Regions from separate parts of the Homo sapiens genome. Here region 1 is linked to region 2. A link is an interaction called in ENCODE POLR2A ChIA-PET data of the cell type or tissue named here. Cell type or tissue: HepG2. All regions are shown on one strand. Each heading gives the region's core, and the rest is flanking DNA. Links, peaks and the distances in the headings are about the cores only.

What was found. Peaks named below come from ENCODE experiments on the same cell type or tissue, not always from the same donor. Only the 100,000 strongest peaks of a DNase experiment are listed, where the experiment ranks them.
Region 1: POLR2A ChIA-PET joins it to region 2 with 6 read pairs; 3 of 35 experiments call an interaction of 5 or more read pairs at or near these places.

What each region holds. Positions count from the first base shown.
Region 1 is chr2:43,495,246-43,510,636 of GRCh38, reverse strand. It overlaps THADA (THADA armadillo repeat containing), which reads left to right. Exons shown (of 38, transcript NM_022065.5): 23 at 1,857-1,989; 24 at 4,902-5,015; 25 at 11,682-11,804. Among named protein-coding and RNA genes, the nearest start is that of THADA, 93 kb to the left of the region's middle. In HepG2, for the core only: no CTCF peak of the experiment used is centred there; a DNase peak (open chromatin) is centred at 3,226.
Region 2 is chr2:43,571,347-43,587,727 of GRCh38, reverse strand. THADA (THADA armadillo repeat containing) reads left to right here. Exons shown (of 38, transcript NM_022065.5): 5 at 726-874; 6 at 994-1,026; 7 at 1,279-1,327; 8 at 5,800-5,987; 9 at 9,121-9,215; 10 at 10,486-10,706; 11 at 12,701-13,392; 12 at 14,736-14,914; 13 at 15,866-16,021. Among named protein-coding and RNA genes, the nearest start is that of THADA, 17 kb to the left of the region's middle. RefSeq lists a silencer at 5,003-5,222. In HepG2, for the core only: no CTCF peak of the experiment used is centred there; no DNase peak of the experiment used is centred there.

The sequences.
Region 1 (15,391 bases), core at 290-5,289, 73 kb after region 2:
GCAGTAATCTATATCATTAGCACTTAAGTAATTACTCTTAGGAATTTGGATTTCAGTTTTTGATTGGTCAACTGTGTGAGGATTATATCAAGCTGGCAATATTATTAATAGAGAAATTATTTCACAAAACACAAGACATTTATCTTAATTTAAAAAGATATAAAATCTAGTGCTTGGGAAGTAACCTCAATCCTTAAAAATACAAAAGTGTGGGGCAATTATTTTCATTATGAAAAATTCCAAACACATAAACGTGTGTATTTGTGTATATGTATATCACATATATTTAAAAGTAGAGAGAATAATAAGCGACCTTTACCCATCATCCAAATTCAATAGTGATCAAAGTTGAGTCACAACTGCTTCATCTATCCCTTTTTATTGTTGTTTGCTGAAGTATTCTAAAACACATCCCCGATTTGTGATTTTTATTCCTATGTACTCAGTATGCATCTCTAAAAATATGGAAACTTTGTTCCATGTTCACAGTGCAGTGGCACATTTTATAAAGAATTTCTTGATGTTATCTATTATCTAGTACGTATATAAATTTCCTCTGTTACTTGACAGTGTCTGTTTTACATTTCATTGTTCAAATCAAGATCTAAGCAAGGTTCACACACTACATTTGGTTGTTATGTCTCTGAATCTTTTTTAATCTAGTGGTTGGGAGTTTTGATAGCTGGTTTTGGTGGCTGAGGACAGGAGTGTCGAAGAAGCAAGGGTGAGGTGATGGATTTTAAGATATGCTAAAAGGAAATCTTTAGAATCACAGAGCCTGCTAGTAGTAGGGAGATGTAATTGTAACTTTTATGACTGAAATAATATTTTTAGGCCCATGTCAAACTTTAAAAAATGCCTCCTTTAAAGTAGTCTTATTTATATATTTTGTTCTATGTGAAACATATAGCTGAATCTGAGTTGCTATTTAGAATGTTTAGTCAGTAACTGAAGTTATCTGTTTTACACCAAACTAGAATAAAGAAAAAAAAATCCCAATGTTCCTAAGAGATCTAATTCTCACTGTAAATTGGAAATCAGTTATCTTTCTGCAACTTTTCTTCCTCAACTTAAAAAAGAGTGTTTTTCCTTTGGACTTTATCTGTAAATTTTCATATATTAATTTCAGTTAAAACCAGGTACTACCTTGCTAAGATAATTGTGTCTACCTACCACTGAATTTGGTATTCCTTGGGCAATGTTATACAGTCTAGTAGGGCATACATTTAAAAATTTTATAAAAATTAAATGTACTTGAGCACTCTAAGATAGCGCTTAATGTAATAATGCAGAAGCTCACTGATGTAATGTTCAAATCGCCTCAAAATGTTTATGCCTCTTCCCAGATAAATTGCTTTAATTCTCCAGAGGATCTGGTTGAAAATTTTGTGGTAGGCCTCATTTTGAGAGAGATGAAAATGATTACTAAAATACAGTTTAAAATGTGTTTTCTTTGAATATGTGTAATCCCTATAAACATAGAACATAAATTATAGTAAACTATAAACTTATATTCTCTTTGTTGGAAATCTTGAGTTGTATAGTATGAAATATCTGTGAGACCATGATCAACCTTTTCCTGAATATTTTGAGTGTGGATGCAAACCCATGTATCAAAATTTATTTTGCAGACAAGACACATGCTTTAAACACTGCAGTTGTTAGAAATGAAATCTTTAGATCTTAAGACCCATAATAAAGAGGAAAGTAGGTGAAAAGTATGAGACATGTTTTAGTTTCACCCCCACTCAATATAAGGATATTTATTATTTACTAACAGTGTAAATGTGCATCAATAGTTTGTACTTTTAACTTTGATACCTAATTCCGAATATTTGATTATATATGCCTTTTAGGTGCCCAAATGTGAGTCTGCAAAAGCTGCCAGAACAGTGGCTATGGAGTGTTTTAGAGGAAATTAAATGCAGTGATCCTTCATCTAAACTCTGTGCTACAAGGCGCAGTGCTGGAATTCCTTTCTACATACAGGTATTTATCTGTAGGACCCTAGCTGTTTGTTTATATTTGTCTTTTGATGATAGTGTATCCTAACCTGTTTGACGTGTGAGTGAGCGTATTACACATAAAGGACATTTCTGTCTTTTCAGCACCATAGCATTTGTGGCTTTGTTTTAATGTGGGGATGGTGTGTTCCTGTGACAAGATCTGTTCTTGGAACAAACCCTCTAAAAGGTCAATCTTGTAATATAAACAGAGGGTGGTATAAATTTCTGTCTGTGTATTAAGTAGGCAGACATCACTGTGGCACAGTCATTGCTCACTTCCAGGAAGTGCACATGTTACCCCACCACCCCACTGTATTTTTTTTTAAAAATAGTCTTCCTTTCATCTCAAGACCTTCAATACTCTCTGTAGGCAACCAGTGTTAACATTTTCTTTTCAATTCTCCTATAAAACGTCCATCCATAAAATAATCATGATCATAATAGTAGCTGACATTTATTAGTGGTTATTTCACCTCATTAACTCCTTCCCTGTACCCTATTATCATCCATATATTCTAGATGAAGAGACTGGGGTTTAGGTACGTTAAGTGACTTACCAAAGGCCACAGAGACAGTAAGAACTGAGTTAAGACTTGAGCCCAGGCAGCCTGACTCCCGAACCTCTCTGCATATGAGAATATGTGTGTGCGAGTCCGTTTTCCTTTTGAACACATATGAAAACATACACACTGCTTGCTCTTTGATTTCACTTAGTATTATACCTTAAAGATTGCTTCATATCAGCACATTTAGATATGGCTATTGATGGGAAAATATTTTATTTAGAAATTAAGACTGTTACCTTCATGAACCCAAAGAATAAAAACCAGTGTCTTCACAATACTAAATCAGACCCCATCCTGAAAGACCTTTGGTTAATATATAGTAAGATTAAATCCGGGAATATGGTGGTATAATAAAAGCACTGAAAATAAATGGAATGAAGTCTCTGATTTTTTTCATGCCCCTACATTTTTTCCTTATCTTTCTTACTCCTCCCTCAAATTCCTAAAATCCCTTTATGATTTTTTGGTGACAGTGGGCATCAGTTGCAGAGGTTGTTGACAGAGATCATTGAAGTAGTTCTGCTGAATGGATTTTGGTGACCTTCAGAAATCAACTTTTATTTGATCTGACCCATTCTGTATCAGTGTGTTTCATTCTCCTGCCTCTAATTCACTCTGACCTTGTGTTTTTACGTGTCATTTGTCTGTCTGAGATCAAATGTTAAGACAGGATCAAGGTCTCACTGCATATTTGTGCAGTGTGCTTCTTTCAGCTCTGGTGCCCAACTTATACTAAGTATTGGTCATAATGAGTAATCAGTAGGTGTACTTTCTTACCCTAGCCTTGGCAAGAATGCCATAACTTTACCTAGCTCTTTGGGAGAAAAAAGCCGTGGTTCCCTGAAGTCATTTTAGTAATTGAATGTAGCTTTTTTTTAGTTGAATGAAGTCTAAATTTTTTTTTAAAAATCTGCTTAAAGAGAGTCTTCATTTCTCTTAGCGTGACTTACTAATAAAGTTATATTCCTGTTTTGGTGGAAATCTGCTTAGTGTTAGCTATGGAAAAGAACTGTCTACTTAGTTTGTGAGTTTACCTTTTGTGTAGACAGATTAAAAAATATTTTCAATATAGACATAAAGTTTTTTTGAATAGTCATTTAAAAAATATATGTTATCTGAGCCTAAATAAACTATGAGAAATTTCTTCTAAATCAAACTATTTTTTGTATGTCTTTATTTTCCTCTTCTGTAGTTTTCAAATGCTTCAGAAGAAGCTAACTAACTTGTAACTTTCACTCTTGAGAGCCAGTAGCTACAAACATGAAAAGTAGACATGGAGAAAGGGAGTCTGGGAATGTGACTAAAGTGACATTTTTTAACAGCTTTATTGAGATGTAATTCACATACTATATAGTCACCCTTTTAAAGTGTACAATTCAGTGGTTTTCAGTATATTCACAGAGGTGTACAACCATTATTTAGTTTTAGAACATCAACCCATGAAACCTCCCATACTCATTAGCAGTCACTTCCCATTTCTCTCTACCCCTGCCACTCAGCCCTAGGCAATCACTAATCTACCTTCCAGATCTATACATTTGCCCTTTCTGGACATTTCATATATATGGAATCATACAGTATACGATCTTTTGTGTGTGGCTTCTTTCACTTATCGTAATGTTTTCAGAGTTCATCCATGTTGTAATATATATTAGTACCTCATTCCTTTTTATTGCCTCAAGTGGCTTAATACCCTATTTTTATGTTTATTGGACATCGGCAAAGTGTTAGATACAAAGTAAGTAAGAAGCTACTGAAAATTTCAAATATAGGACCTCTTTGGTGTTTGCAGTATTTCTTTTTGTTCCATGGAGTTTCAAATGCTTTGATTTGATTAGTCCTCCAAGTAATGATTCTTTTGTGAAGAATTAACTAACTGCTTCATCTCCAGGGAGGCTTAACATTCTTACAAGAATTTTAATCCAGAGATTTTTTGCTTTTTAAGTAAAGAGAATTTTCTTGTTAGATAAATTTGTTACTGAAACTGATTTGTTTATTTTATCAGAGCTGCCACCTACTTAGGATTCTTAAGGAGTTGTCAATAAGAGCCATTTTTTGGCCTTTTAGAATTATAAAATTTAATGAGCAAAGTGGAAGTGACCTTAGAGATGACATGATTTCACCTTCACCTAAATTTAGCGATGAAGAATCTGTAGGTTCAACTGTGAGGTTAAACCACTTGCCCACGGCCACATGGCTTAATTAACTTTCTTTGATAACCACATGTTTTTATTAAGGGGATTTTGCATTTTGGGATTGATCCAGGGAAGCAGCAAACAAGTATATGTAAACTAAGAACCCTGTTAATTTTTGCATTCTTTTTCCATAGGCACTGTTGGCATCTGAACCAAAGAAAGGCAGAATGGATTTGTTGAAAATAACAATGAAAGAGTTAATCTCTTTGGCTGGGCCTACAGATGACATACAGAGTACAGTCCCCCAGGTAATCATGGAAATACACAAACCCTCCAGTGTTGTTTTTTGTTTTGTTTTGTTTTTCACTTTTTTCAAGACGGCTGTTACCGTCTTGTTACCCAGGCTGGAGTACAGTGGCGCGATCTCAGCTCACTGCAACCTTCGCCTCCCAGGTTCAAGCAATTCTTCTGCCTCAGCCGCCTGCAGTTGTTTTAAATCTTTGCTTTATTTTTTAACAAAAAGTTTCTGCTGGAGATAAAGAACTCTTGAACATTGGACAGACATTTGAAGCTTGTTTGAATAGTTTTTCTCTCCTTCTTTTTTTTTTGTCTTTACCATCCACAAAATAAACCGTTGCTTTAGTTGAATATATTAATCAAAGCAAACAATTTTTAAACTCTGGTGAAAACATCCAGCTTATATAAGATATTTTATAATACTGTTGCATCTATGAATTTGAAAGTGCATATGCTAGCACTTTAGAATTTCATGTGTGCTTCTTTGCGTTGATGTACATTTTGTAACTCAGCAGTTGAAAATTTCCTTTAAATATGGTATCTACCTTTTGGGGTGTTCATATTTTACTAGCATTTAGTTCCTTTTAGTCACTACCTACATATATGAAGTTAAAGCACTCCTCATAGCTCCACTTCACCACTAGGGAGTAAATATTAATAACTATCAAGTACTGCTTGTACGTTATAGTCTGGACTTCCTCAGTTAATGCTTCATAGTAGGACACTCCTTTTTGGTTTGTTTGTTTTTTGAGACAGAGTCTCACTCTGTTGCTCATGCTGGAGTGCAGTGGTGCGATCGTGGCTCACTGCAACCTCCGCCTCCTGGGTTCAAGCGATTCCCATGCCTCAGCCTCCTCAGTAGCTGGAATTACAGGCATGGGCCGCCATGCCTGGCAAATCAGCTGAGGTCAGGAGTTTGAGACCAGGCCCAATCACCTGTTGGCCAGGTTGGTCTCGAACTCCTGACCTCAGGGATCTGCCTGCCTTGGCCTTCCAAAGTGCTAGGATTACAGGTGTGAGCCACCATGCCCAGCCTATAGTAGGACACTCCTACCCAACTGTAAAGGGCCATGCTAGGTCAGGGAACAGATTGAGAGCTGAAGTTTACAATCAAGTACGATAAGTACATATGATTTTATTTCAGAACCTGTGGGAGGTGTTAAAGAGAGCCCACAGGCCAGAATGAGGACTGTGGAAAAGAAAGGGGATTTTATGTTTATTGGATATTGGCAAAGTGTTAGATAAAGGGAGCCCATGGGCCAGAATGTGGACTGTGGGAAAGAATCCCCATTCTTTTCCACAGTCATATGGAACATAGTCATATGGCACATAGTGGCCAGTACCCATAGATATGAAATGTCTTTATTTCTTTAAAAAATTGACTGAAATGTTGTTAATCACCATTCAAAAATGATCACTTCAAGACATTTTTCAGTGAAATGTGAAAAAAATGTAATTGGTTCTATTTTCCTAGACTATCACTTTTAAAAAGTACATGTTGAGTATCTTTTATCTGAAATGCTGGGGACCAGAAGTGTTTCAGAGTTCAGTTTTTTTTTTTATTATTTTGGCATATTTGCATTATACTGAACAGGTCAGCATCTCTAATCTGAAAATCTAAAATGCTCCAATTAGCATTTCCTTAGAATGTCATGTCCGTGCTTTAAAAAGTTTCAGATTTTGGAGCTTTTTTGATTTCAGATTTTTGGATTTGGGATGCTCTACCTGTGCTATTTTTATAAGAACATCTAAAAATAATGGGGCTTGGTTTTAACGAGTGCTGGATAATTATTGCCCTACTCTACTTCAAGGTGATTAATGGCATTTTAGTGATCATTTTTATGAAATTGGTGAGATTTAAAAATTTTGTCTCTGACCAGTCTTCTAAGCTTTTTTAGTTGATAATTTGCTTTCCTTCTCCCCTCCCAGGGTTCATTTCTTTATTATTTTTATTATGTATCTTTGAAATATTTCAGTATACAGAAATGTATAGTGAATAATGAACATATTTGAAACCAGTTCCAGTTTAAAAAATTAAACATTACAGAGACCGTTAGTTATGCTGTGGATTCTTCCACATCTCATTCCCGTTTATTCCTCCTCAGTTATAATCACTAACCCAAATTAGTGACTATCATTCCCAAGCATTTTCATCATACTTTTATCTCCTTTTACATGAATGTTGTTTTCGACACTTTTTATACTTTGCTTTTGTCAATCAACATTATATTTTAAGATTAGTAAGCTCCTGTTCAGCCCCTGTTCACTTTCATTTCTGAACAGTATTTTATTCTATTTCATTTCATCCCTTCTGTGAATGGACATTTAGGTTGTTTCCCGTTTTCTTCTATTACAAACAATGCTGAAACAAACATTCTTGTGTGTCTCCTTACACACGTGAGTGTTTCTCCAGGTTATATACCTAGAAGTAGAATTGCAGGGTTGTAGGGTACACACATATTCAATCTGATGCTGTTATGTTGTCTCCAAAGTGGTTGAACTAATTTATATTCCTGCCAGCAGAGTATAAGAGTTTCCATTGCTTATCAACACCTTTGTATTATCAGACTTTTACAGTTTTTGACTTTCTGCTTAGTGTGAAATGGTGTTTTCTAGTTTTATTTTGCATCTTTCTTATTACTAGTTAGCTTTAACATCTTTTCATATGTTTATTAGCCTTTTGGTTTATATATGAAAGTTGTCTGTTGAAAGACTTTGCTTACTTTAATATTGGTTATTTGTCCCTTCATTTTTGTTTTGTAGGAGTTGGATTTTTATTGTTGTTTCAAAAATATTTTCTTGATATTGATTTCTTTTTGATTATTTGAATTACATATATATTCTCCCAAACTATGTTTTCTCTTTTTACTTTGTGGTCTCTATTATTATGTAGATATTTTTAATTTTAATAAAATAGAATAGGTCAGCTTTCTCCTTTATGGTTGTACATTTGGATCTTATTTCAGAAATTATACCCCAAGATGGGAAAGACATTTTATATTTTCTTTCTTTTTTCTTTTTCTTTCTTTCTTTTTTTTTTTTTTTTTTGAGACGAGGTCTCACTCTGTGGCCTAGGCTGGAGGGCAGTGGCACGATCTCAGCTCACTGCAACCTCTGCCTTCCAGGTTCAAGCGATTCTCCTGCCTCAGCCTCCTGAGTAACTGGCATTATAGACTTCTGCCACCATGCCCTGATAATTTTTATATTTTTAGTAGAGACGAGGTTTTGCCATGTTGACCAGGCTAGTCTCGAACTCCTGACCTCAGGTGATTCTCCCGCCTTGGCCTCCCAAAGTGCTGGGATTACCGGCGTGAGCCACCACACCTGACTGAGAAAGATATTTTATATTTTCTTTTAAAAGTTTTCAAGTTTTACTTGTCATAATTTTATGTAAATGAAACCATATTATTATTTTTTACTGATAGGATCTTGCTCTGTCACCCAGGCTGGAGTGCGTGCAAGTCTTTATATTACCTGTAATTTGTCTTTGTTTAGTGTAAAATAAAATAATTTAATGTTTGCCATTTGGATAACTAATACAGAGACATTTCTGTTATAACACATCCTTTTCTTCTTGATTTATACTGCGTCTGTTATGTGTTTTCATAGATAGGTGGTTCTGTTTCTGTGCTGTCTATTAATCTATCTTTGGAGCAAAACCACAGTTTTATTTTTGTTTCAACTTTTTTGAGATGGAGTCTCTCTCTGTCACCCAGGCTGGAGTGCAGTGGTGTGATCTCGGCTCACTGCAACCTTCACCACCTGGGTTCAAGCTATTCTCCCACCTCAGCCTCCTGAGTAGCTGGGATTACAGGCATGTGCCACCACTCCCAGCTAATTTTTGTATTTTTAGTAGAGATGGGGTTTCACCACGTTGGCCAGACTGGTCTTGAACTCCTGACCTCAAGTGATCTGCCCGCTAAGGCCTCCCAAAGTGCTGGGATTACAGGCGTGAGCCACCACACCTGGCCTAAAACCACTAGTTTAATTATTATGTCTTTATAAAAAGTTAGAATATCTGGCAAGGTGAATCTCTCTTTTTTTGTTTTCCCTTCAGAATGACCTTGGGTATGTTTGTCCTATTGCTGTTCCATAAAAATTTTAGAATTAGCTTGTTAAACTCAATAAAAAGCCCTTTTGGAATTTTGGTTAGAATTTAAATGTATTGATTTATTTGGGAAAAATTATCTTTTTAAGTATTGAATCTTCCATGAGCATGGCTTATTTCTCCATTTATTCAGATCATTTAATGTCATTTATTATTTTTTAAACTAATTCCCATAAAAGTCTCTCTTTTTTTTTTTTTTTTTTTTTTTTTTTTTTTTGGAGTTGGAGTTTCGCTTTTGTTGCCCAGGTTCGAGTGCAATGGTGCAATCTTGGCTCACTGCAACCTCCGCCTCCTGGGTTCAAGCAATCCTCCTGCCTCAGCCTCCTGAGTAGCCGGGATTACAGGCGTGCACCACCACGCCCAGCTAATTTTTTTATTTTTAGTAGAGACAGGATTTCACCATGTTGGCCGGGCTGGTTTTGAACTCCTGACCTCAGGTGATCCACCTACTTCAGCTTCCCAAAGTGCTGGGATCACAGGCTTGAGCCACCATGCCTGGCCCATAAACGTCTTATAGATTATTTTTGAGATTTATTTCTAATGTCTTTTTTTTTGCAATTATGAATGGTACTTTTAAAAGATTATATTATCTGTTGCTGTTTGAGAAGAATGCAGTTAATTTTTGGGTTATAATTGTGCTTGTATTCAGCAGCCTATCAGAATTGCTGTAACACAGCAAATGACTTACCTGTAAATTCTTTTGGATTTGTTTTATGGATAATCATACCTTTGACAAATAATGCTAAGTTTGTTTTAACTTTCTATTTTTTAGTTTTTTCAAAACAGTTTTTATTGTACTTTGCTGCTGGAACCTGTAGTAAAGTTTGGTATAGAAAGAGAGATAGCAGGCATCCTTATGTTGTTTCTGATCAATCTGCTGCAATTTTTAATCTACCCAGTATCTTATTAAGGAAATTGAATTTTATTGAATATTTTTTGCATCTTTTTAGATAAATATGTTTTCTTCTAGAAAATGCAGATGTCATGAATTGTATTGATTTTTCAATTTATCTTTGCATTCTTGCATATCTCACTGGTTTTGTGAGTGAGACTGGCCTGTGGTTTTCCTTTTTGTGCTGTGCCTGTCCTGTCTTTTTAAATATGCATCTTTTGATGGAATTATAGTACATATACAGACAAGTGTACAAACCATATGTGTACCTCAGTACAGTTTCACAAAGTGAACACATTTGTGCAGCCATCAAGAAATAGAACATTTCTAGCAACTGAAAGCCCCCTCTTGCTCTCTTCCAGTCCACATCCTTCTCTCCAAGAGTAACCACTAGCCTAACTTCCAATACTCTAGTTTTAGTTTTATCTTTTTTTTGAGTTTTACATAAATGAGACCATACATTATTATTATTTTTTTATTTTAGAGACGGGATCTTGTTCTGTCACTCAGGCTTGAGTGGAGTGGTACAGTCTTAGCTCATTGTAGCTTCAAACTCTTTGATAATATTTTTTATTTGTGCCTTATTTCTCTTCTCTCTTCTTGGTTAGTCATGTCAGGGGTTTATTTCTGTTTCAGAGAATCAGCTTTTGGGTTTGTTAATGCTCTTAGTTGTGTTTTTGCTATTTTAAAAGTTTCTGCTCTAAATTTTTATTTTCTTTCTGTGTTTCAAGTTTATTGTTGACTTATTTTCTCTTGACTTAATTCGTCACTTACCACAATCATTCTAGTCATTTAAAAAAATAGAAGCATTTGAGATGTACATTTTTTTTTGAATTTCACTTAAGCTGCATCCTACAAGTATTGATATGTAGGTAGCGTCTTCAAAATATTTAAAAAAAAAAATTTGACCAGTGTTTAATGTGCTTGAAAATGTGCCGATTTTAAGCATTTTTTTAGGCCGGGTGCGCTGGCTCACACCTATAATGCCATCACTTTGGGAGGCCAAGGCAGGTGGATCACCTGAGATCAGGAGTTCAAGACCAGCCTGGCCAACATGTTGAAACCCTGTCTCTACTAATTATACAAAACTTAGCCGGCCGTGGTGGCACATATCTGTAATCGCAGCTACTCGGGAGGCTGAGGCAGGAGAATCGCTTGAACCTGGGAGGTGGAGGTTGTAGTGAGCCGAGACTGTGCCATTCTGTTCCAGCCTGGGCGACAAGAGTGAAACTCCATCTAATAAAATAAAATAAAATAAAAAATAAAGTTTTTTTTAAAGTTTCTTAATTCCATGGTGATCAGAGCATAATCTATAAGTTATTAATTACTTGGTATTTGTTGAGACTTTATTTGTGGCTAGGTATGAGGGATTTTAGAAAATAAATGTTTCATGTGTGCTCGAAAAGAATGTGTTGTCTCTGTATTTTAGGTGCAGGCTTCTACATATGTCCATTGGATCAAACTTTTTTATAGCATTGTTTGAATCTTACTAATTTTTTGTAAAATGGTTTATCAGCTACTGGATGTGTTTTATTAAATCTGCTATTTCATTTGCGGATTATCCATTTCTTGTAATTCAGTAAATTTTTTGTTTTGAAGCTGTACTATTGGATATGTGTAGATTTAGAATTAGCCATGGTTTTCAACCCACAACTAATTTTGAACTTCTTGTTTTAGGTTCATGCTTTAAATATCCTTAGAGCATTGTTCAGAGATACGCGCCTGGGAGAAAATATTATTCCTTATGTTGCTGATGGAGCTAAGGCTGCAATTCTGGGTTTTACATCACCGGTCTGGGCAGTAAGTGCTGTCACTATTTATTTTCATTGATTTAATTATGCTTCTGAGTAGGTTTTAATAAACTAATCTTTCACTGGGTGATAAAAAATATTTCCTGCCCTTTACCATGAATTTTCTTAGAAATCTTTGGATCAAGCTACATTTTTGATTCTTGATATTTCATGGTTCCATTTTCACTCATTTGTTGGCTTGTTAGCCATCTTTCTTTTTTTTTTAATTTTATTGATTGCTTTAGGGTTTACAGTATGTATGTTTGACTGATCACAGACTACTCTCAAGTGATATTACACCATGTCACTTAAAGTATAAGAACTTAATAATAGTGCACTTCTGTTTCTCTCCTCCCAATCTATGTGCTGTTATTGTTACACATTTTACTTTTATGTGTGTTGTAAACTTACACTACATTGTTGTTATTTTTCTTTAAATAGCCAGTTATATTTCTTTTCAATTTACCACTTTAACCGTTTTTTTAAGTATATACAATGCAGTGGCATTATGTGCATTCACAACAACATTTATCAGCACTGTGCATTTCTGGAACATTTTCATCATCCCGAGCAGAAGCTCTGTACTCATTAAACACTAACTCCCATCTCTCATCTCCCTCACCCCTAGTAACCTCTATTCTCCTTTCTGTCTCTGTGGATTTGCCTGGTCTAATACCTCATATAAATGGAATCGTACAATATTTGTCCTTATGTTATTGGCTTCTTTCATGTAGTATATGAAGGGTTGATCCATACTGTGTGGGGTGGGGGGCTGTGTGTGTATATTGGTTTATCAGTATACACACATCCCACATTTTCTTTTTTTAATTTTTATTTAAGTTCCAGGATACATGTGTAGAATGTGCAGGTTTTTTACATAGATATAAGCGTGCCATGGTGGTTTGCTGCACCTACCAACCTGTCATCTAGTTTTTTGTTTGTTTGTTTGTTTTTAATTGAGTTGGAGTCTTGCTCTGTCACCCAGGCTGGAGTGCAGTGGTGTGATCTCAGCTCACTGCAACCTCTGCTTCCTGGGTTCAAGTGATTCTTTTGCCTCAGCCTCCCGAGTAGCTGGGACTACAAGTGGATGCCACCACACCCAGCTAATTTTTGTATTTTTGGTAGAGAGAGGGTTTCACTATGTTAGCCAGGCTGGTCTCGAACTCCTGACCTCGTGATCTGCCCACCTTGGCCTCCCAAAGTGTTGGGATTACAGGCATGAGCCATAACGCTCAGCCTGTCATCTAGGTTTTAAGCCCGGCATGCATTAGCTATTTGTCCTGATGTTCTCCCTCCCTTCCTGACTCCAACAGGCCCTGGTGTGTGTTGTTCCCCTTTCTGTGTCTATGTGTTCTCACTGTTCAGCTCCCAATTATGAGTGAGGACATGCAGTGTTTGGTTTTCTGTTCCTGTGTTAGTTTGCTGAGGATGATGGCTTCTAGCCTCATCCATGTCCCTGCAAAGGACATGATCTCATTCCTTTTTATGGCTGAATAGTATTCCATGGTGTATATGTACTACATTTTCTTTATCCAGTCTATCATTGATGGGCATTTGGTTTGGGTCCATGTCTTTGCTATTGTAAATAGTGCTGCAATAAACATATGTTTCATATATCTTTATAGTCGAATGATTTATATTCCTTTGGGTATATATCCAGTAATGGCATTGTTGGGTCAAATGGTATTTCTGGTTCTAGATCCTTGAGGAATCACCACACTGTCTTCCACAGTGGTTGAACTAATTTACATTTCCACCAACAGTGTAAAAGTTTTCCTATTTCTCCACAGCCTTACCAGCATCTGTTGTTTCTTGACTTTTTAGTAATCACCATTCTGACTGGCGTGAGATGGTATCTCATTGTGGTTTTGATTTGTATTTCTCTAATCATCAGTGATGTTGAACTACCACATTTTCTTTATCCAAATTCATCTGTTGATGGACGTTTAGGTTGTTTCCACTTTTTGGCTATTATGAATAATGCTGCAATGAATTATAATGTATAAATTATCTGAGTCATTTTAGTTCTTTTGGGTATATCATATGGTAATTCCATGTTTAACTTTTTGAGGAATGAACAAACTTCTTCCCCAGCAGCAGCACCATTTTATACTCCCATCAGCCATGCACAAGTTCCAGTTTGTTTAGATCTTTACCAATACTCGTTATCTTTTTTTTTTTGATAATAGCCATCTTAATGGGTGTGAAGTGGCATCTCATTCTGATTTTGATTTGCATTTCCCTAATGATTAATTATGTTGATCTGGAAACAAAACAACTCTGAGCGTATAAATGTGTCTGTATTTTGGATGCTGTGGACTCTGCTGTTAGTATGTTAAGTTAGTGCTACAAATAAACTCTATCAAAAGTTTGAAAAAACGAGACACTCGCAAAACATTGAAATGGAAGAGGTTAAATACTGAGTCGCATTTTCTTTTGTAATATGTTCACTGTCCAGAAGCATTTTGATTCAAAACTTTAAAGATAATGGGCAATACCCAGTACAATTGTTGGATTTAAGAAAGTAATTTTTCGTGTGTTTTCTTATGATTTCTGGGAGAAACATTATAGTTTGTTTTCCTATATCATGTCTTCTAGAGTAAGGAGAATAATTATAGATGCTTGAAATGTGGCTTAAAGTAAAAAGTCTGGCAAAGGGAGAAGAGAAAAGAAGCTAGATCTTAATACATTACCTGCAGAGTGGAGTATTTACTAGAAAGTCAGGCTTTCCAGTTAGTAAGCTGCACAAACCATTTCTTACCTGTATGATAAGCCTCTAATTGAGAGTAAGTATTTTGCAGTGAAAGCCAAAGGCACAGACTCCCATTGTGAAGAGGAATCCTTTGAGGTTGCCAACTCTTGCCTAGAAAATTGTGCGTCTTCCTGTAAGAGATACACACTTCTGGAATTCTGTCTAAGAGCATTGCATAACTACTCTTGAGGACACAGAGTTTACCTTTTATACTTACAGGAAGTAGAGCAATGCCTTTATACTGTCAGTAGAGTCAGAGAGGTAGGAATGTGGCTTGACCATCAGGAATACTGGAGATCATAAAAGTGATTGTCAGAAATATCAATATTGCTTTCTTGAAGCCATTAGTTCCAGATGAACCAAGAAATATTTTCCGTGAAAGGACTTTCTGAGAGTGAAGCCTGGTGATTCGTCCAACTTTTTAGTAAAATTCAAACTATCAGAAATGAGTGATTCATTTTTTTTTTGAAAAGACTATTTTTTGAGACCCTAAACAGTAATACATGTGCACTGCAGAAATTTTGAAAATAAAGAAAAGCATAATAAGAACAGTAAAAGTCACCTGTTAAATTACCGTACAGATATGAGCATTCTGATTCATTTTCTTTCTCTTTTTTTATGTGTGGGCTTTACATGTGCATAGTACATGTATGCATACATATCCACAAAAGGCTGCATAAATATATATAAATGTTTTTATTTTCTTTCTAATTTCATAATACTAATAATTTTATTTCTTGGGATCTTCCTTTTTAACACTTTATGAAGGAAACATTTCTATTTAGTTTGCTTTACTAGAGGAAATAAATATCATAGCTATAATGATCAACACTGTTACTTAATAT
Region 2 (16,381 bases), core at 4,702-9,701:
ATAGGATATTAGATGGCATGAGTGCTATCTAAAAGCGGGAAGGAAGGAAAGGGGACATAAAGGATGGGGTGAGGGTTACAATTTAAAATATTATGGTCACTTCATATAGCTTTGCTCAGACATGATAAGGTAATTGAGATTGACCTGAAAGGGATGAGGCAGTGATTGCTGGGTATATTTGAAGGAAGAGTATTTTGGATGGAGGAAACAGCAGAAGCAAAGACTGGTATGTCAGAACAGAGCAAGGCCATGTAGCTAGAGCTAAGTGAACAAAGATCAAGATGAGGTCAGGATTGTGATAGATGCCATTTTAAAAATCAAGAAAAGAAAAAAAATAAATAAAGATGAGGTCAGGAGCTAATGGTAGTGCCAGATTGTATCGGGAGGACCTTGTAGGTCACTGTAAACACTTCAACTAGTACTTTAACCGAGAAGGATATTGTTGGAGGTTTTAGTAAGAGAAGTGACATGGTGTTTTAACGGTGTCACTCTGCCTGTTCTGTTGAGAATAATCTGGGAGATGGGAGAGAAGCAAGGTGGAAGCAGGGAGACCAGATGTGCTGACAAGCCAGGAAATTCGAGTGATGGTAGTGTGTAGTTGTAGTTTTCTGGCTGTATTTTGAAGATTTAGTTCAGTATTCCCACATTTGTATGATTCTCTTCCCTCTCCACATATTCTGGGGCTATTAGATTGTCAGATTTTTAATATTTGTTTCTTTTTCTAGCTCACTAAATAGCCTGCCTGATTTTTTTCTACCTGAGGCTATGCACCGTTTTACTTCTCGTCTTCAGGAAGAATTGAATACTACTGACTTATACTCTTACAGGAAAGTTACTGACAATATTTCTTCCTGTATGGAGAACTTTAACTTGGGTAAGGCTGCACTTTTCTAGTCCTTTTTCTGGCTAACCCCTCTCATCACATCATAGTTTTTAAATGACATTGATTTTGGTCGTGAAACTCCTTACCAGTGTTCATTTTTTCCTCTACAGGTAGAGCAAGTGTTAATAATCTGCTTAAAAATGGTAAGTCCTATTATTTTATTTTGTTCCATGAGTTGATGGCTTGTATGAGTCATTTTGGAACTGGCTCTTTTAAGTTTCTTGGTAATAGGTAGAGCATTGTAGATAACTTAGGTACATCATGACCCTTCCTTTTAAATTTTTGTTTCCATATCATGATATCATTTTGGATAACAGTGATATAAAATATTTTATTTTATTGAAATTGAGCTTCACAGTTTTAAATTCTTATTTGTCATATTCTTTTTGTTTCAGTGCTTCATTTTCTGCAGAAGAGTTTAATTGAAATCCTGGAAGAAAATAGGCAAGTGCTATATGTTGGCATTTGTGTGTGCACACTTGCAGTTGTACATTATCTTTGTACAAAGAAAAATTTAAAAGTCTCAGAATGTGATCTTTTCATCCCTTTTCATTAATATTATCACTTTTATATTTTTTTTGAGATGGGGTCTTGCTGTGTCACCCAGGCTGTAGTGCAGTGGTGTGATCATAGCTCGCTGCAGCCTCAACCTCCTGGGCTCAAGTGTTTGTATCACCTCAGCTTCCCACGTAGCTGGGACTACAGGCATGCACCACCACACCCAGATAGTTTTTTTTATTTTTTTGGAGACAGAGTCTCACTATGTTGCCCAGGCTGGTCTTAAACTACTGGACTGAAGTAATGTGCCCGCTTTAGCCTCCCGAAGTGTTGAGATTACAGGCGTTAGTCACTATGCCCAGCCCCTTTCTCCATTAATATTAGACCCAATTATTTAAAATTTTTTTTAGAGGTTTGATATTTAATTTTAATAAATTCAAAGTTTTTATATTTGAACTTTATTAAAATATTTAAATGAAAAATTAAAAATTTAATAAATTGTTATGAGAATAAGTGAAAGAACTCTTTTCCTCACCTGAGTGTGTTCCTTTTTCATAGCATCCTGTTTTATTTTGTGAGTGAAATATCCTCTGTTACTTCTCTGAGGATATATTCATGATAGTTTTTTTGTTTTTTATCATCTTTACATAGTCTTTGTTTCTTCCAAGTTGCTTTTTTCTGTTTGCTGGTTTTGTTCAGTATATTTCTTATTAGAAGCTTTCCTCAGAAGTCTGGTGATCCTTGGCTGGGCAATTATGTATTTCTTTCTATCTATCTATCTATCTATCTATCTATCTATCTATCTATCTATCTACATTTTTTTTTCTTTGTGACAGGGTCTCATTCTGTTACCCAGGCTTGAGTACAGTGGTACAATCTTGGCTCACTGCACCTCTACCTCCCTGGGTTCAAGTGATACTCCCACCTCAGTCTCCCAAGTAGCTGGGACTACAGGTGCCCGCCACCATGCTTGGCTAATTTTTTTTTTTTTTTTTTTTTTGTAGGAATGAGGTCTCACTATAATGCCCAGGCTAGTCTTGAACTCATTGGCTCAAGTGATCCTCCCTCCTTGGCTCCCAAAGTGCTAGGATTATAGGTGTGAGCCACTGTGCCCAGCCAGGGTAGTCATGTTTAATAACGGGACACCAAGGATTGATTTGAATGTCTGCGCCTATTGAGTGGAGTTGACTGCAGGTTTTATTGTAGGCTAGTCTAGCTGAGCTCTTTCTTGGGGTAACTCTTCCTTGGGGAAACCTAAAGATGTCAGTACGTTTAAATCTTTTTGCTTAGGTACTGGATTTGCCACGGAAGACTCTTCCAAACCATTGTCTTAATATTCTGGTTGCTGAGTGAGGGAAGAAGGCTGAGGTCTCAGTATTTGGCGTGCACTGTGCATGTATTTACCTAATTCTCCTTTTTGTAATATGTTGCTGCCTTATCTGTGTGTGCTATCTTCCTTTCCAAACACCTGTTTTACCTTTTCTAAAGATAAACAAGTTGTCTGCTGGCTCGGAGGTATTCAGTCTTCCTGTCTTCAATCCTTTATTTACCTCCACATCAAGGAGTACCTAGTGCCAACAGTTTCTGAGCCATTTGGGACTACAAATCAAATGGCTTCTGGGCTTGTTCCCTGGCTTAGTATCCACTTTTCTTGATTCTGCTGTCAGTTATCACTCATCCATCTGCTTTGCAGCTTCTGAAATACTATTGTTATTGTCTTGTTGCATATTGGTTGCCTTTAAGAATTTATCTTTTTACGTTTTCAATCCCATGGCTGTTGGTTTGAGGAGGTTCTGGGAGAGAGGAGAAATAATACCTGTACATCTTCTTTCACTCAGGGTAGCCTTTTTCCACAGCAGGAGCTCTTTGTCTCTTTTTCTCCTTTTTGGCTCTTCTTTTTATGCTCATCGTGTAAAGGTGGGTTCTGTCCTTTTTATTTTGTTCGTTTGAACTGCTTAATAATGTCCACTTTGGTGTCAGCCACCACCTATGTACTCAGGATTCCCAAATTTATTACTCCAAGTTAGATCTCTTTCCTGAGTGGTAGACTGATGGACATCAGTTGACAGTTAACTTGTGGACATCTCAGCTTGGATGTTTTACAGGTACCTCAAATTCAGGGCGTCCAAAAGAAAGGAAAATTTATTTTTTTAAAAAAGTCTTTTCCTGTAGCCCCAGGTAACCTCTATTCTACTTCCTGTCTTTTTGAATTTGCCTATTCTAGGTGATTCTTATGAATCATGTAGGATTTGTCCTTTTGTGTCAGGCTTATTTCATTTATTTTTCCTTTTTTTTTTTTTTTTTTTTTTAATTGAGACAAGCTCTGGCTCTGTCACCCAAGCTGGAGTGCAGGATTTTGGCTCACTGCAATCTCTGCCTCCCAAGCCCAAGTGATCCTTCCACCTCAGCCTCTGGAGTAGCTGGGCCCACAGACGTCCGCCACTATGCCCTGTTTTTTATATTTTTGGTAGAAATATGGTTTTACCGTGTTGCCCTGGCTGGTTTCAAACTCTTAAGCGCAAGCAGTCCCCCTGCCCCAGTCCCCCAAAGTGCTGGGATTACAGGCGTGTTTTCGAGGGTCTTCCACGTTTGTAGCATATATCAGAATTTCATTCCTTTTTGTGGCCGAATAATATCCCATTGTATGTTTAGACCACATGTTAATCAATCTGTCGATGGACAATTTGATCTGTTTCTACCTTTAGGCTATTGTGAATAATGCTGCTATAAACATTGATATACAAGTATATCTTTGAGTCTCTGCTTTTAGCTCTTTTGGGTATATACGTAGGAGTGGAATCATAAGATAATTCTATATTTAACTTTTTGAGGAACTACCAAGTTGTTTTTCCTAACTTTTGCCTTAATAGGATTATTCTGTGTTTTGCTGTGTTGAGAACTGAGAGGTAAGGACAGAAGCTGCGAGAGACCAGTTAGGAGGCTATGGCAATAACCCAAGGGAGAGATGAGAGTGGCTCAGGCCAAGATGTAGCAGTGGAGTTGGTCTGATTCTAGATGTATTTTGAAGGTAGAACCAACAGGATTTTCTTATAGATGAGATGGAGAGGAGAGGTGGCAAGGATGATTACAATGTTTTTGTAGGATAAAGATGCAGCAGGTACAGCAGATTTGGAGTTGAAGATAAGTTCACTCATTTAGAGATGTCTGTTAGACATCCAAGTAAAAATATCAGGAAGTTAGATATACCAGAAAGGAATTAGACAGAGAGGTCTGGGTTAGAGATAAAAATTTGGGAATTATCAGCATGTAGATTATAATTTAAAGCTGATGAGCTAAAAGAGATCAGCAAAGGAGAGAATTAGATGGAGAAAAGAAGAGGAATAAAGACTGAGTCCTGGACATTCCTAACATAAAAAGATCAGGGAGAAGAGGATGAATTAGTGAAGGTATCCGAGAAGGAGTGCTGGTGAAGTAGGGGAAAATCTGCGAGAGCCTGGCATTTTAGAAGTCAGGGAGAGGCTGGGCATGGTTGTTCACGCCTGTAATCTCAGCACTTTGGGAGGGCGAGGCAGGTGGATCACTTGAGGTCAGGAGTTTGAGACCAGCCTGGCCAACATGGTGAAACCCCTGTCTCTACTAAAAATATAAAAATCAGCTGGGCATGATGGCTTGCTTGTAATCCCAGCTACTTGGGAGGATGAGGCAGGAGAATCGCTTGAACCCGGGAGGTGGAGGTTGCAGTGAGCCCAGATTGCACCACTGCACTCCAGCCTGGGTGACAGAGGGGGAGACTCTGTCTCAAAAAAAAAAAAAAAAGCCAGGGAGGGAAAATATATCAATGTTGAGAGAGTGTTCAAGTTTGTAAGTTATGTCATTTTTTTTTTTTTTTAAGATGGTGTCTTGCTCTCTCACCCAGGCTGGAGTGCAGTAGTGCCATCTCGGCTCACTGCAGCCTCCACCTCTGGGGTTCAAGCGATTCTCCTGCCTCAGCCCCCTGAGTAGCTGGGATTACGGGCATGTGCCACCACACCTGGCTAATTTTTGTATTTTTACTAGAGACATGGTTTCGCCATGTTGGCCAAGCTGGTCCCAAACTCCAGACCTCAAATGATCTACCTGTCTCGGCCTACCAAAGTGCTGGGATTACAAGTGTGAGCCACTTCGCCCAGACTGAGTTCTGTCATTCATTCTTGATTTCTTATCTTTGCCCTAAAAGAAGTGAAGTTAGTTATTGGCTGAGAAAGAGGGACATGTAGATTAAGTTAACAGTGTTGAAAGTTTGCAATTAATGTCTACATAATTGGAATGTTTATAGGAATGGAAGAGAGAGGAATAAATTATCATAATTTAAAATTGATTTTGGGCCTTTGAGGAATGTATTTATTTTGCTGATAATTAGAAATGTTCACACTTTTGTTTGAATTTCCTTTTGTAATAATGTCTTTTCTTCTTTATAGAAAATGTGCTGGAAATCATATTATTCAAACACAGTTGATGAATGACTTACTGGTAGGCATTAGAGTTTCAATGATGTTAGTACAGAAAGTACAAGATTTCCAGGGAAATCTTTGGAAGACTTCCGATTCTCCCATATGGCAAAATATGTGTGGATTGCTGAGTATTTTTACCAAGGTTTTAAGCGATGGTAAGTGTAACAAATTATATACAAATGATATATAATTGACAGTTAAAATTGAGTGTCAATCAGCTTTTCCTACTAATAGTGTGAAATGTGATACTTAACTGAGATGTGGAATGTGTCCTTACTCAGCCTCTCAAAAATGGAGGGAGGCCCTGGACTACATGGTTTTTTTTTTTTTTCTTTTCTTTTTTTTTTTTTTTGAGACCGAATCTCACTGTGCTGCCCAGGCTGGAGTGTAGTGGCGTGATGTTTATTCACTGCAACCTCTGCATGTTGGGTTTCACATCCCAGGTTCAAGCGATTCTCGTGCCTCCGCTTCTGAGTAGCTGGGATTATAGGAGGGTACCACCACACCTGACTAATTTTTTGTATTTTTAATAGAGAAAGGGTTTTGCCATGTTGGCCAGGCTGTTCTGGAACTCCTGGCCTCAAGTAACCTGCTTACCGTGGCCTCCCAAGGTGCTGGGATTACAGGTGTGAGCCACTGTGCCCAGCCTGGGTGACTGAGTTCTATTTCTTGCCTTGGAAGATAGGTTCAAGGGTGATCACTTTTTAATAATTTATTAAGCTGTAAATTTGTTTTCTGTCACTTTTTTGGAATCTGTGGTTTATTATTATAATAAGATTAACGAAAAAGTGACACCTAACACAAGTATTTATATAAAAAGTTGAATTATCCTTTCTCTCTTCACCTCCCATTCTATATGGTAATATATGTTTGAATGTAACTTAATTAAAAACATGCTAATGGGATCTCTTTAGAGCTCTTGTTAGTGAAAAACAATAACTGACTCTGGTTTTGCTAGGCTGATTGGAAGACAATAGCATCTCATTGTTTGTGTTTTTTGGTTTTTTTTTTTGTCTGAGATGGAGTCTCTCTTTGTCGCCCACACTGGAGTGCAGTGGCGTGATCTTGGCTCACTGCAACCTCTGCCTCCCAGATTCAAGCGATTTTCTTGCCTCAGCCTCCCGAGTAGCTGGGATTACAGGCATGCACCACCACGCCTGGCTAATTTTTTTTTTGTATTTTTAATATAGACGGGCTTTCACCATGTTGGCCAGGCTGGTCTGGAACTCCTGACCTCAGGTGATCTGCCCGCCTTGGCCTCCCAAAGTGGCTCAGGTGTGAGCCACCGCGCCTGGCCTCATTGTTTGTGTTTTTAACCCTGGTAATGAAAGTCTTAGCTATATTTTGTCCAATTAGTATTTCTATTTCTCTTTTTGCCTGGGTTCTCAGGTATTAAAAGGAAAGGAAAGTAGTTAAAGTTACTTTTATTAAGACATAACTTACAGAAAACTTTTCAGAGGTTATTTACTTTTTAAAAGAGGACTGTGTTAGTCTAAAAAAAAGATTCTCTAACTAATGAAATGTAGAGAATACATGATTTTAATATGAGGTAACTTCGGCCGGGTGTGGTGGCTCATGCCTGTAATCCCAGCACTTTGGGAGGCCAAGGCGGGCAGATCACGAGGTCAGGAGATTGAGACCATTCTGGCCAACATGATGAAATCCTGTCTAAAATACTAAAAAACTAAAATACAAAAAAAAACATTAGCTGGGCGTGGTGGCGTGCACCTGTAGTTCCAGCTACTCGGGAGGCTGAGGCAGGGGAATCAGTTGAACCCGGGAGACAGAGGTTGCAGTGAGCCAAGATCATGCCACTGCACTCCAGCCTGGCAACAGAGCAAGCCTCCGTCTCAAAAAAAAAAAAAAAAAAAGAAGTAGCTTTTTTTCCGAAAAGTTGATGGCACCTAATCAGTACTATTCTTTTCCAGCATTTTAAAGCTTCATAATCAGTAAAGTGTTTAGCTGCAAGTAACTGAAAACCAAACCTCCTTTCCCACATAACAAGTTCAGAGGCAGGTCATCCAGAACTGGTATAGGCAGTGTACGACCCACACATTTTCTGCTTTTCTGCTGTGCCATCTTCAGCAGGTTGGTTTTCACCCACGTTTGTTGCCTCGTGGTTGCCATATGACTGCTGTAGCTCCAGATGTGTCTTTATTCAAGGCAGGAAGAAGGAAGGCCAGTTGCGTCTTTACTTTTGATCAGGATACTCAAGTGACTGGCTTAAATCCAACTGGCCTGAACCCTCTTATATGCCTACCTTTAGTTGCAAAGAAGATTGAAGAAGCAAGTATCCTGCTTTTGGCTGGGCATGTGGCTTCCCCAATCAAAGTCACAGTTTTCTTATCAGTGATGAAGGGCAGAGTGGATATTTAGTACGTAGTTTATGATGTCATAAAGAAGTGTTACTTCTTTCCCCAGGTTGAACAACTCACCATGGTATTAGAGGCTAATAGAGATAAAACAAAAAGAAGATACCAAGTCAAAACTGTTTGGTTGCTATGGGTACAGTGTCAGTGCTAGCAAAGTTTGTAATTAGCACTTACCTACATTCTTTATACAAGCCCTGAAATCTCTTTTTGAAAAAGTCTGTGTATATGGTGATTGGGATACAGAGGCATTGGTGGAGGGGAGGGGACAGGTGGTGTTGCTGTTAGGTGTTTTGGGAAGCAATAGTTGGCGAGGAAGAAAGTGTATGTTAGAGGAGAGAGGAAGGAATCACGTTTATTGAGTATCTATATGCTGGGCTTAAAAGCCTTTATATTCAGCCGGGCACAGTGGCTCATGCCTGTAATCCCAACACTTTGGGAGGCCGAGGCAGGCGGATCACAAGGTCAAGAGATCGAGACCATCATGGCCAACGTGGTGAAACCCCATCTCTACTAAAGATACAAAAATTAGCTGGGTGTGGTGGCACGCGCCTGTAGTCCCAGCTACTTGGGAGGCTGAGGCAGGAGAATCGCCTGAACCCAGGAAGTAGAGGTTGCAGTGAGCTGAGGTCACGCTACTACACTCCAGCCTGTCAACAGAGTGAGACTCCTTCTAAAAAGCGTTTATGTTCATTATTCATCTAAACCTGACACTGCCTCAGTTAAGAGTTATCCCATTTTACCCAAGAGAAAAGAGAGTCTGTGGGATGTTAAATAACTTAGGTAAGACCTATTCACCCAGGAAGTGGTCAGACTAGAAATTGTACCCAGGCCTATCTGGCTGCTCAGCATCTGCTCTTTCCACTCTACCAGAATATTCATTATTTAACACAAGCTTCTCTCCTTTTTTGCCAAATAGATGATCTGTTACAGACTGTACAGAGCACATCTGGATTAGCTATTATTCTTTTTATTAAGACTATGTTTCACCCGTCTGAAAAGATTCCTCATTTGGTAAGTGCATCTCCTTTTTAGAATTGTACTTTATTGAGAGTTAGGGTATGTTTAAAAAATAATTTTGGCTTGGTGCAGTGGCTCACACTTATAATCCCAACACTTTGGGAGGCCAGGGCAGGAGGGTCACTTGAGGCCAGGAGTTTGAGATTAGCCTGGGGAGTTTAGCTAGACCTTGTCTCTACAAAAAAAAAAAAAGAAAATTTGCTGGGTATGGTGGTGCACAGCTGTAGTCCCAGCTCTTTGAGAGGTTGAGGTAGGAGGATCGCTTGAGCCTAGGAGTTTAAGGCTGCAGTGAGATAAGATTGCACCAGTCTGGGCAACAGAGTGAGACCTTGTCTCTTAAAAAAAAAAAAAATTAAAAATATTTTTAAAGAAGTGAATTAAAATAATTTTTTTTTGCATTGTCTGGTTCCTTCTGATGACCTTTTTCTGTTATAATAAGAGACAATTCCAAAAATTCAGATAAAGCAACAATAACAAAAAGACAATAACAGTCACCTGTAAGTCCATCTCACAAAGATAATCACTATAAACATTTTTGATGTACATTCTTTTAGTTTCTTTTTAGTGCTGTTTGTTCAGTGTCATCTCTCATTAGTATCTTAAAAGATATTTTTAATGTTAAAATTATGCATATCAATGTATAGATATATACACAGTAATAACTTTTCTGATAAATGTATTCTTTATTGAGAATAACCCAAATCATGTGCTTTAGACAGGAAGCATGCTAGATAGAGTCAATTGTTCAGTAAATTTGCTTCTTACAGAAAGTATAATTTGATAATTTAGGCCACAATCCTTGTATTTTTTACTAGTAGATTTCTTTTTTTGCTTGCTATATTGTATGGAAACTTATTTTATCTTTTTACCTGACCTTAGAAAAATATATTATGAGATCACACAAAGTAATTATCTTTGGATAAGTCGAAGATGTTTATTTCTCAAATCACCTCTAAAAGCATTTGTTTAAAAAAAAAATACATACCAAAAAAAAAAAGCAGTTGTTAAGCTTATCCACCTGCAGGTGGCGATGTGTTGTGCTCTGCCAGTACATTCCAACCAGCAAAATCATTCTCGTACTTGATGTAATTTTTTTCCTTTAATACTAATACAATAATCATGACATTTGTGGGTATTTTATCTTTGGATTTAGTCATTTTTCCTAGGATTTTTCAGGGGAAAGAGATGTTTGGGTTTGTATTTTGAAATATCTCTGAAAAGTTTTAAAAGCTTTATGTGTGTTAGCTCTGCTATATTTTTCCAGATTAGCAGTGTGCTGCTTCGTTCAGTGGACTGCACCAGTGTCCCCGAGTGGTTTATGAGCAGCTGCAGGAGCCTCTGTTGTGGTGACATCTCTCAGTCAGCTGTCTTATTCCTCTGTCAGGGGACACTTGCCATGTTGGACTGGCAGAACGGAAGCATGGGTCGGAGTGGGGAGGCCCTGCTCTTGGATACTGCACATGTTTTGTTCACCTTGAGTTCACAGTGAGTTTTGATGCTATCGTCTCATATTTTGTTTCACTTGTAAGACATTTAGAAGATGCAGTCCAAAAGCTGGAGTGGCTTGTGCCTCTAATCCCAGCTACCCTCCCAGTAGGCTGAGGCAAGAGGATCACTTGAGGCCAGGAGTTCAAAACCAGCCTTGGTGACATAGTGAGACTGTGTCTGTACAAAACTTTTAAAACTTAGCTGGGTGTGGTGGCATGCGCCTGTAGTCTCAGCTACGTGGGAGGCTGAGGTGAGAACATTGCTTGAGCCCAGGAGGCCGAGGATGCAGTGAGATATGATTGTGCCACTGCACTCAAGCCTGGGCGACAGAGTGAGATCCTGTCTTAAAAAAATAAATAAATAAAATTATTGCTGCAGGTTAGCCTGTAAAGAACATTTCTAAAATTAATTTTTAACATTTTCAATGTTATCGTTTTTAAAAACTATAAAAATTTTTATATGTATAGTGTTTTAGAATTTATAAAGAACTTCAACATAGGTAATCTAATGTGATCCTCAAATGGCTACTATATAGGATAAGAAATCTAATTTGTTGAATGGGCAAAGGGAGGCTTAGAAAAGTAAATGCTTACCTGAGACCATATTGCTAATAAGAACCTGAAACAGCAATCTTAGAAGGTCTTCTGACTTCATGGGGCTGTATTTTGTATTTTTGTGGTGTTTTTGCCATAATGGCTGAAAGTGATCATGTATATGAAATGTCGAAACATATATACAGCTTGATAATACTGAACATATGAATAAAGGAGGAAAACTAAAATAATTTTTTACATATTTGAGCTATATTATGCAATTCATAAATTTGAAGTGTACAATTCAGTTTATTAGTTTATTCACAGAGTTGTACAACCACCAGCATTTCTAAAATTAATTTTTAATATTCTCTTTGCTATATTTTTTCTTTAAAAATTTTTTTCCTGAAATTTGTTTTTAGCATCATTTTTTAAAACTATAAAAGTTTCTACATGTGTAGTGCTTTAGAATTTATGAAGCACTTTAACATAGGTAATCTAAAGTGATCCTTATCAACATTTCTGAAATGAAGTTTTAACATCTTAAAAGTTAATTCAAACAACTTTAGAATATTTTTATCACAGAGAAGCCCCATTCCCCCAACCATCTCCAACACTTGGCTTTCCTTATCTTTTAAATTACATGTGTAGGCCGGGCATGGTGGCTCAAGCCTGTAATCCCAGGCTTGCAGATCTCAGGCAGGTGGATCACTTGAGGTCAGGAGTTCAAGACCAGCCTGGTCAACATGGTGAAACCCTGTCTCTACTAAAAATACAAAAAATTATCTAGGCATGGGGGCATGCGCCTGTAATCCCAGCTACTGAGGCGGCTGAGGCAGGAGAATCGCTTGAACCTGGGAGGCAGGGGTTGCAGTGAGCCGAGATCGCACCACTGCACTCCAGCCTGGGTGACAGCAAGACCCTGTCTCAAATAAATAAATAAATAAATAACTTGTGTAATCATCACAGTCAAGGTAGTGAATATTTCCATCATCCCCCAAATTTCCCTATGTCCCTTCCTGGACTATTATTATTTTTGAGACAAAGTCTCGCTTTGTCACCCAGGCTGGAGTGTAGTGGCATGAGCACAGCTCATTGCAGTCTCACTCCTGAGCTCAAGCAATCCTCCCACCTCAGCTTCCCAAGTAGCTGGGACTGTAGGTGTGTGTCACCACACCCAGCTAAATTTTTAAATTTTTTATAGAGATGGGGTTTCACTATATTGCCTAGGCTGATCTTGAACTGCTTTCTGGATTATTTTTTACAAGGTAAAAAGAATCATATACAAATTTGAGATCTGTTTTGGCTTTACTTGTAGTTTTTTGTTCTTGTAAATTTAATAATTGAAATTTGTGGTCATTCTGTGTATTTAATATTTTTAAAGTCTAAATTGTTATAAAATGAAATTTCTTTTACTAATCAGTTTACAATAATGGCTCATGGCTCATTTTTCTTCAGGATTAAAGAGCCAACGCTGGAAATGTTTCTGTCTAGAATCTTAGCATCCTGGACTAATTCAGCCATACAAGTCCTTGAATCAAGTTCCCCGAGCCTAACGGACAGCCTGAATGGGAATTCAAGTATAGTTGGGAGACTTTTGGAATATGTCTATACCCATTGGGAACATCCATTGGATGCTCTGAGACACCAAACCAAAATCATGTTCAAAAACCTTCTCCAAATGCACCGGCTCACTGTGGAAGGTGCAGATTTCGTCCCTGATCCTTTCTTTGTGGAATTGACTGAGAGTCTTTTACGATTGGAATGGCATATTAAAGGAAAGTACACGTGCCTTGGTTGTTTGGTAGAGTGCATAGGAGTTGAACATATTTTGGCTATAGATAAAACTATTCCATCTCAAATCTTAGAGGTGATGGGAGACCAGTCATTGGTACCTTATGCAAGTGACCTCTTGGAAACCATGTTTAGAAATCATAAGAGTCATTTGAAATCCCAGACTGCTGAGAGTTCTTGGATTGACCAGTGGCATGAGACTTGGGTTTCTCCTCTCCTTTTTATATTGTGTGAAGGAAACTTGGATCAAAAATCTTACGTGATTGATTATTACTTGCCAAAATTATTAAGTTACAGCCCTGAAAGCTTACAGTACATGGTAAAGATTCTTCAGACTTCTATTGATGCTAAAACTGGTAAGAAAAATGCATTTTTGTTTTAGTAGTTTCTAATTATGATGCTTAAATGTAGGTAGCTATGCAGATACTAATCATATTCAAATTTAAATATCACTTCTATAAATAGTAAAGGAAGAGATTAATGATAGATGTTTCAGTTTGAAACGAATGTTCCTATATATAGCTGAATGGAGTTTTTTGGCTGAAGTCATTTCTACAAGCTAAAGAATAATTCCACTTAAAATGATAAACTTTCCTGTATTACAAGGTTTTAATTCATTTTTTCAAGTTCTGAATTTATTTTATTGTATCACTGAAATAAAAGTTTGTGTGTCTTATATAATGTGCTTATTCAAGTCATTGAGACAATAATTAAAAATTGTGTTAGGCAAGGTTAAAGACAGGTAACTTGGCAGTAGCAAGTTTTTTTCTCTGGGGAAGTGACAAAATTCAGAGGCATGATCTCAAGAAATAGCCATCTATAGTTATTTAGAATAGGGGTAAACATCCCATTGAAACTCACAAACCCTACAGGAATCACTGCATTCAAGCATAATTCAGGATGTGTAAAGTGATGATCATGACACATCATATAAATCTTAAAATTATTACATTCTGTTTAACAAAGCAAGAATGTAGTATCGTACAGCATAATTTTAAGAAATATTTTCAACTAAAATTGTTAAAAACGTTCAGTACTTCAAAGAGTAACCATGAGGTAGCAGGAAAATTTGATTCCTGTATGCAAAAATAAGCCATTATTTGTAATTTTTGACAACACTTGTTCTTGAGTTTTTGAAAAGCCATCTGAAATTCAGGATTCAAGAATCTGTTCTGAAGTAAGGTTGTCTTTATTTTTATATCAAGCTGCCCTGTCTTCTTGGTAATGGCTGACGTCCTAGCCTCTGAAACCAGCAGGCTCTTTGTGTTCCTTTTTTAATCTTTACTAGTGAGAAACAGCCACTCTAAAATATGCAGAGAGGTTCAGTGTTTACTTTTAGAGAAGTAATAGTCTGTAGCCACTGATGTGCTTATTTCTCCACCTGATTTTATTTCCTGATTTGCTGCCTGATTCCCTTTCTAGGTGTTAGGGAAAAAGCAAAAATGTTAGCAGGTAAATAATGATTTGTTTATGTTAACGATAAGAGAATTATGCTTACTTGAAATGATTGACAAAAGGGCAAATCATATTAAATAATGATTATTTTAGAATAGGAACTTTAATTTGTGTTAGAAATGAGTTTAAAATGTGATTTTTATTTATTGAAATAAAATGTTAATTGGAAACATGAAAATTAGCAGCTGATAATTATAGTAGTCATTGCATAATACAGTAATGGTCTTTGTTATTGTGCTTTCAGGACAAGAGCAATCTTTCCCATCCTTAGGGTCTTGTAATAGCAGGGGGGCTCTGGGAGCTTTGATGGCATGTCTGCGAATAGCTAGAGCTCATGGACATCTTCAGTCTGCAACTGATACCTGGGAGAACCTCGTGTCTGATGCAAGAATAAAGCAAGGCTTAATTCATCAGCATTGCCAAGTAAGTAAAGAAAATTACCTGGATTTGTACATGCAGTAGATCCCTTTCATGTAGCAGTTCAATATAGAGGCCCCTACATTGTATCCTGAACTGTTTTAGGGAGTTCATAAAGAGAATGAGTAGAAACCCTAGTCTCCCAACTAAACTTTCAGTAGGCCCTTTCTTCAAGCTACTGAAAGTTTAGTTGAGGATGTAAGAAAACTTACATAAAACAACTGGAAACTCTTAGAACTGACAATACAGATACAAGCATGCCATCATGTGCCCTTAAATACATAAGGACTCGCTTGGAAGGCTCAGAAGAGACTGATCAGAGCAGGTGGTGCTTGATTAGGAAAGTGATAGATATGATTAGAAAAGAGGAAGCCTTGGAGCAGCATACAAAATGGAGGGACCCAAATGAGCAAGGTCTGGAGGATGATTAAGAACATTGCTTATCAGGGGTGGAGTGTTTTGGACATTTTTTGGAAAGGCCTAATGCTAGGCTAAAGACTTAGTTGGTTCCCAGGCACCAGCTGGTTTTACTAAGCTAAACCAAAGCTACTCTGTTTTCAGCAAGGAGTTACATTAGTGGAAACGTGAGTTTCCAGAGTGGGAGCAGAAAGAAACCAGGAAACCAGTTAGAAGTGTCTGGCAGTAATTTAAGAGTGAGGTGATGGGGTAAAAGGGGTCACTGGAAAAAAAGAAAAAGGAATGAAGCTGAGCATTACCACGGAATAAAAATCTTTAAGATTGTTGCATTTTATAAATCCCCAATTTACATGTTTAATAAAAGAATTGTATAGGAAATAACCCTAGGATCTTTGAGATTAGGAAACCTTTCTGAGGTACCTATTGGTGAACTGAAGTTTACTTTTTTCCTTTTGTAGCCTATGTAAGTAAGCAATTCAAGTGATTTAGGCTTTGCTTATTTCTTGGAAAATTAACATTTTATTGCTTGATGTTTTTTAGGTAAGGATAGATACATTAGGCTTGCTTTGTGAAAGTAATCGGAGCACAGAAATTGTTTCCATGGAAGAAATGCAGTGGATTCAGTTCTTTATTACATACAATCTTAACAGCCAGTCTCCAGGAGTGCGGCAACAGATCTGTTCTCTTCTTAAAAAGGTAGAATTTCCCATCAGAAGGCATAGGGAAGTGGTGAACTTTGTTTGGGAAATCGTTTTTAAAAAGAGCCCAGATTTTGGGAGCGTGTGGGAATGGTCATGGAATTGGGCTACCACATCTGTTCATGACGGCCGTTCTGTGACCTGTTCTCTCATTCCATAAAGCTTACATTTGGGATTAAAATCCAGAGTGAAAAGCACGCACCCCTCCCCCCACCATTTTTTTTCAGGAGTTCAGAATCAGCCTGGGCAACACAGTCAAACCCCATCTCTACTAAAATACAAAAAAATTAGCCGGTTGTGGCAGTGTGTGCCTGTAGTCCTAGCTATTTGGGAGGCTGAAGCAGGAGAATTGCTTGAA